2 separate regions of the Homo sapiens genome follow, and region 2 is linked to region 1. A link is a loop called in an ENCODE intact Hi-C map of the cell type or tissue named here. Cell type or tissue: mammary epithelial cell. All regions are shown on one strand. Each heading gives the region's core, and the rest is flanking DNA. Links, peaks and the distances in the headings are about the cores only.

Region 1 (2,928 bases), core at 264-2,763:
GAGCTGTCCTTCAGGTAATTAATTTGGTCTATTTCAATCTGTTTCTTTTTCATCCTTCTCTTATCTATAGTGACTGGCACTGTTCTCTGTACCTTCATCAAATGTTATTTGAAATCACTGCTAATGGAAAGTAAAGGATTCTGCCAGTACATCACCTAAGCCCTTGTATTTCCCAAAATACCTCTGCAGAGGTTTAATGACTCCAAATTCCCTTTACCTTCTGATGCAAGTCATTAAGAAAAAAGATGACCTCAAATATTGTCTTCAGATTCAATTCATTAAGTGCTGGGCACTATAAGATCCAGAGTCAGGGGAGAGCAGAAACTGTCAGAAAAAGTAAAAAAGTGAAATGCCTCAAAATCATGTTAATTGAACCATATTAAGTATGTGTAGTGAATTCTTATAATTTTATGTTGCCTCAGGATTCATTCTAAGTTGGACTTTCTCATACTAGAAGCATGGCTCAGTCACCCTTGACACAGTCTCCAATTCTCCACCTCCTCCCAGTTCCTCAAGGTGGTCAGACACCTGCTTTATGTAACCACCTTCTGGTGACCACCCTTGTATGGGACAACTAGATACAACCTACTTGACACCCCACTGACCCCCATATTTCCCATGGACTGCATAGATATTTCACAGTGACCCCCTCTCAGTCACAGCATGTCTCCCTGGAGCTTCTGCCTGCTTCCTTCAATCCCACCGACAAGAACTCCTTAGAACTCCCCATGGGAAACCTGCTTGAGTCATGCCTGGGACCCCAGTAAAGGCGTTCGCTCTCAGGTCCCTCAGTCTCTCTCTCTCTCTCACTCCCCACCTGCCTGATTGAGTGTGCCTATCCTGCCCAGCTCTTCCCTGCCCTTGGCCCTGTAAGGTGTGCAGCCCTCTTATGTCTGGAATCCATAAGTAATTAAAAAAAAAAAAAACAACCCTGCTTCTGTTTCTCCATGTGTTTCGCTGTGCTGCCTCCTCTGTCTCACCTGACCAACACACCTGAACCCAACTTCTGTCCTGGTCAGGGTTCTCCTAGAGAGTGGCTATCTTGGATGATGGCCACTCTCAAAAGGAGACCTGAAGACCAAATTAGGGGAAAACTTCACATCATGCAAGTCCACACATTTTTGCTGCTGCCTTTGCTAGGGTCCTTTGGATCTTGACCTGGCCTCTGGATCTAGCTTCTGAGGCTTAAATCTATGATGGCTCCTCCTCTTGGGTTTCCGTGAGGTCCCATGTTGGTATGCCTGAAATAAACTCCTCTTGACCTACGCTAATTGTGTCGCTATTGCTGGCAACTAAAACTAGCCAGTGGCTTCTTCAGGAGTCAACTCAGCAGCTTTCCTTCTACTATGGACTACACTAGTGTTATCCAAACTGTCAGTTCAACTGGGGTAAGAAGCTTGCACCAGAATGTGAATCAACACGCTACTTACTTCATCAAGAAAGTTTTGTTGTGAATTTCAGCTGAGTCAAAATGTGTATTTAGTGATGTAATAATAGATTTACATTCCCTTGCAAGTTCTTTGTCTCGTTAACAGTAACCACCACTGTGAGGACTGACAGCTGATTCACAGATCTCACTTAAAGTAGCACTGGCTGTTAGCCAACTTCCAGCTATCCTCTCTCCCACCTTCACCTTTCCCAGCCTCTCGTAATCACTACCCTGCACTCTACTTCTATGAGATCAACTTTTTTAGCTTCCACATGTAGGTGAGATTATGAGTATTTGTCTTTGTGCACCTGGCCTATTTCACTTAACGTAGTCCTCCAAACTTATCCATGTTCCTGCACATAAGAGGATTCCTTTTTTTTAATGGCTGAATAGTATTCCATAGTGTATATATTCCATGGTGTGTGTATATATGTGTATGTATATGTGCACCACATTTTATCCATTCATCTGTTGTTGGACATTTATGTTGATTCCATATCTTGGCTATTGTGAATAGTGCTGCAAATAAACTCAGAAGTGCAGATATCCCTATAATATATCAATTTCCTTTCTTTTAGATATATGCCCAGGGAGAGGATTGTTGGATCACATAGTAGTTCTATTTTTAGTTCTTTGAGAAACCTCCATACTGTTTTCCATAATGGCTGTACTAGTTTACACTCCAACAACAGTATATAGGAGTTCCCCTTACTCCACGTCCTGTCCTGTACTTGCTATGTTTTGTCTTTTTGGTAATAGCCATTCGAGCTGGGGTGAGTTGACATTGCAATGTGGTTTTGATTTGCATCAGCCTGATGATTAATAATACTGAGCATTTTTTTTCACATACCTGTTGGACATTTCTATGTCTTCTTTTGAGAGATGCTTTTCAGATTCTTTGCCCACATTTTAGTTGGATTATTATTTGTTTTGTTTGAATTTCTTGTATATTCTGGACATGAATTCCTTGTCAGATGAACAATTTACAAATATTTTATCTCATTTTGCTGGTTGCCTCTTCACTCTGTTGATTGTTTTGTTTGCTGTGCAGAAGATTTTTGGCTTTTTATAGCCCCATTTGTCTATTTTTGCATAAGTTGCCTGTGTTTTTGAGGTCTTCTCCATGAAATCTTTGCCCAGATCAATGTCTTGAAGCATTTCTCCAGTGTCTTCTTCTGATAGTTTCATAGTTTGAGTCTTACATTTAAGTCTTTAATCCATTTTGAGTTGATTTTTGTACACGGTGAGAGATAGCAATCTAGTTTCATTCTTCTGCATATGAATACCCAGTTTTTCCAGCACCATTTATTGCAAAGACTTTCCTTTCCCCAATGAATGTTCTTGGCGTCTTTGTTAAAAATCAGTTGGCTTTAAATACGTGGATTTATTTCTGGGTTCTCTATTCTGTTCCAGAGTTCTAGTGTTCTATAGCACTGTAGGATGACTATAATTAACAACAATTTATTGTATATTTTCAGATAGCTAGAAGAACAGCTTGT
Region 2 (2,928 bases), core at 272-2,771, 98 kb after region 1:
TTCTGTTAAGGTGGGTAGGGTTTGGGCATTAGATGTCAGAGACGATTTAAAAAGAAAGAGAATTCTTGAGTTGGACCTTAAAAAACAAGGCAGGAAAAGATATGCCAGACAATCACTTCCCTCTATGGCCTCAGTTTCCTCAGCTTTAAAATGAAGGCTCAACCTGATACCCTCTAGTATCTGCATTGCTCAGGGCAGAATGACTGCCAGCCACACCACCAAAGGCTTCAACATCAGCCGTGTTGCTCATGCAGTCCTGAACTCCTGCTCAGAGCCAGCATACGAGAGGATTATCAGGTTGCTGGATGTGTTCCCCTACATTGGAAAAATCAGAAAATTAGATTTAAGCAACCATTTGTGTTAAGAAAATGTATCCAAACTTGGAAACAGAGCTAAGAGGATGGCTACAAACTCTTTAATGCCATTCTGAAACACTGAAGCATTGTTCAACTGGCCCAGGAGGGGTTAAATCTCTACGAGAATGTGCCTCTGTTGACATTTCTGTTTACTATTGATTAGAGCCCAGACACTGTGATGTTATATGCTAAATTGTAGATTTTAGTCTGGTGAAAATGCAAATTACTTGTATTCAGTAGAAAAAAAAATGCCCTCAAAGGTTATAGTTGCATGGCCCTGTAGGATAGTATCCAGATTTCAGTGTGCCCTCCCTAAAGATCTGTGAAAACCCCAGTTTCTTAAACGTTCCTTGCAGTTTTATCAACTTACTTGTTCCCTTAGTAATGAATTAATACATTTTGATATTTGTTCATTCTATATTTGAATGAGTCCTGATTTTAGATTTTTGAAAATTATCTTTTCACATTTAGGGAAAGAAGAGAATGTCTTCATTTTCTAACTGGGAATCAATTGCAGAAGTCTTGCTCATTCCAACACTTAACTGCAATATTACTGCTTTTTTGTGGACTCATTTTAGCTGCCTGCCTTTATTTCTTCCTGAACTAGGAGAGCATTTGGGTTCATTTTTATGACACCTACTTTGTGACAGTGATTGAAGTGAAGGAATCAGCAGTCTTCACACATAGATTCACACACAGACTCACACACACACCTACATGCACACACATGCACTCAGACACACAGGCTGGTTTGCTGATTTGGTTCTTTCCTGGATGTGTCTGAATGAATGAGTCATGCACCCACTTTGCCACTCCTCATGATTATTACTGGATCTTACTAAAGGAAAGGCAAATTCCTGAGACCGCTTTATTCCCGAGATCATCCTCACACTTGGAGGCTATAACATTTTGACAAACGACCTTCAGACTGCTTTTTAGCAATAACACCATTAACAATACGGTGTTCTGTGTTTTATAAAAACATTCCTGTGTGAGAGGCATTGTGCTTCTAATTTTATTGAAGAGGAAAATGAGGTCCAGGTAGATCCCTCGCCTAAGATCAACTGCATAGAAAACAAGGAACCAAAAATTAAGCCCAGATCTAACTCAGGGACTAGTGCTCATGGTGCTACCAAACTGCCTCAAAGATTCAGCTGAACAAACAAATGTTACTTTATTTTTCATCCTGCTAACTTAAATGTAAAGTTTCATTAGAGAACATTGTTTATAAGCCATTGCATATTTTCAACTTATTATGTGAAATTCCATATGAATCTACTGAAATGATCATTGACTTCATGGATTAGTTTATTTTGTCCATATGCATACATTTACCCCTGGGGACTTGGAGGAGCAATGTGTTAATTAAGTCATTGATCATTTTTCAGATATGAGAAGCTGAATGACTCTCCCTATGAGTCATTACCACAATCAAGCTACTCTGGTAACGCCCACACACACACACACACACACACACTATGGCATATGAAGGAAGCTATTGGGTGGGAATGGTTGGAGTCTGATCTCATGATAGAGAAATTATACGTCCACTGATACTGTCTCAGTATCCAGGAGGAGGTAAAGTTATTGAGAGTGGAACACATTGGTGGAACAATGCTTTTGTCATTCCCATCATAAATTTTTTTTTAATCACTTAACAGCACCTTTCTGCTCAGGCTGCAGTGATACACACTACAAAAAGAGAGCAATAAGACCAAAGGCACACCTTTTATGAGATTTTAACATAATTTAGAAGGCATGAATGAGAAAAAAAGGAGAGAATACAAAGAAAGACCGCAGAGAAAATATAGACAAAAGAAAGTTGAAGTAAAACCAACTAATGGTCTTAGGTTTTACACTAAAAATTCTTAGAAAATAGCAGATGGGAGAGAAGCAGTTTGCTTCCTGCTTTGACACAGTGGAGTTGTTCATTCTGGGAAAACTTTGTAAACCAGGTAGAAAATTAAAAATTATCAATTTCCCAAATATGTATCAAGCTACTACTTGTGCTAGGATCTCTGTTAAAAAAAAACTGATGTATAATTTTGAATATATATTTTTGAATGTGTATTTCTGAATTTGAATACATATATTTTAAAGATAGAAGATGGATAGATAGATGATTGATAGATGATGGATAGACAGATGGCCCTTGACTCATGGCAATTATAGCCTAGTGGTAGAGATGAATATGAATTAAGTCATCACAGAAATACTTATAAAATCACAATTAAGTGAAGTGCTGTGAAGGAGGGGCAGGTGAGTAAGACCATGTAATGGGCAGGGAGGAATGACCTGGTCTAGGGGTCAAAAAGCTGCAGTGAGGACATGGTGATCGACCTGGAACCTAAAGGGTACACAGGATTGGAGCAAAGATGAGGAAAGAGGTTACAGGCAGAGACAAGAGCATGTGCACAGGACAAGAGGGAACAGGGTTGGTGCAAGGGCCTGAAAGAAAGCAGCCTGGCTGCGGATCAGGGAGAAAGGAGCAGTGGGGGTGAGAGGAAGCCAGAGCAGGGGGAGGTATACTGTTGTTAAAAGGACTTGTTGCTGAATTTTAAAGTGATAGGGA

What was found. A loop is a pair of places that touch in the nucleus more often than their neighbours do. Peaks named below come from ENCODE experiments on the same cell type or tissue, not always from the same donor. Only the 100,000 strongest peaks of a DNase experiment are listed, where the experiment ranks them.
Region 2: it touches region 1 in a loop (5-fold over the local background); 1 of 110 quality-filtered maps calls a loop at or near these places.

The regions. Positions count from the first base shown.
Region 1 is chr9:85,113,488-85,116,415 of GRCh38, forward strand. All of the region lies in intron 1 of LOC107987088 (a long non-coding RNA gene), which reads right to left. Among named protein-coding and RNA genes, the nearest start is that of NTRK2, 450 kb to the left of the region's middle. In mammary epithelial cell, for the core only: no CTCF peak of the experiment used is centred there; DNase peaks (open chromatin) are centred at 1,484 and 2,194; H3K27ac peaks cover 641 bases.
Region 2 is chr9:85,211,289-85,214,216 of GRCh38, forward strand. No RefSeq gene overlaps it. Among named protein-coding and RNA genes, the nearest start is that of AGTPBP1, 530 kb to the right of the region's middle. In mammary epithelial cell, for the core only: no CTCF peak of the experiment used is centred there; DNase peaks (open chromatin) are centred at 1,133 and 1,833; H3K27ac peaks cover 2,337 bases.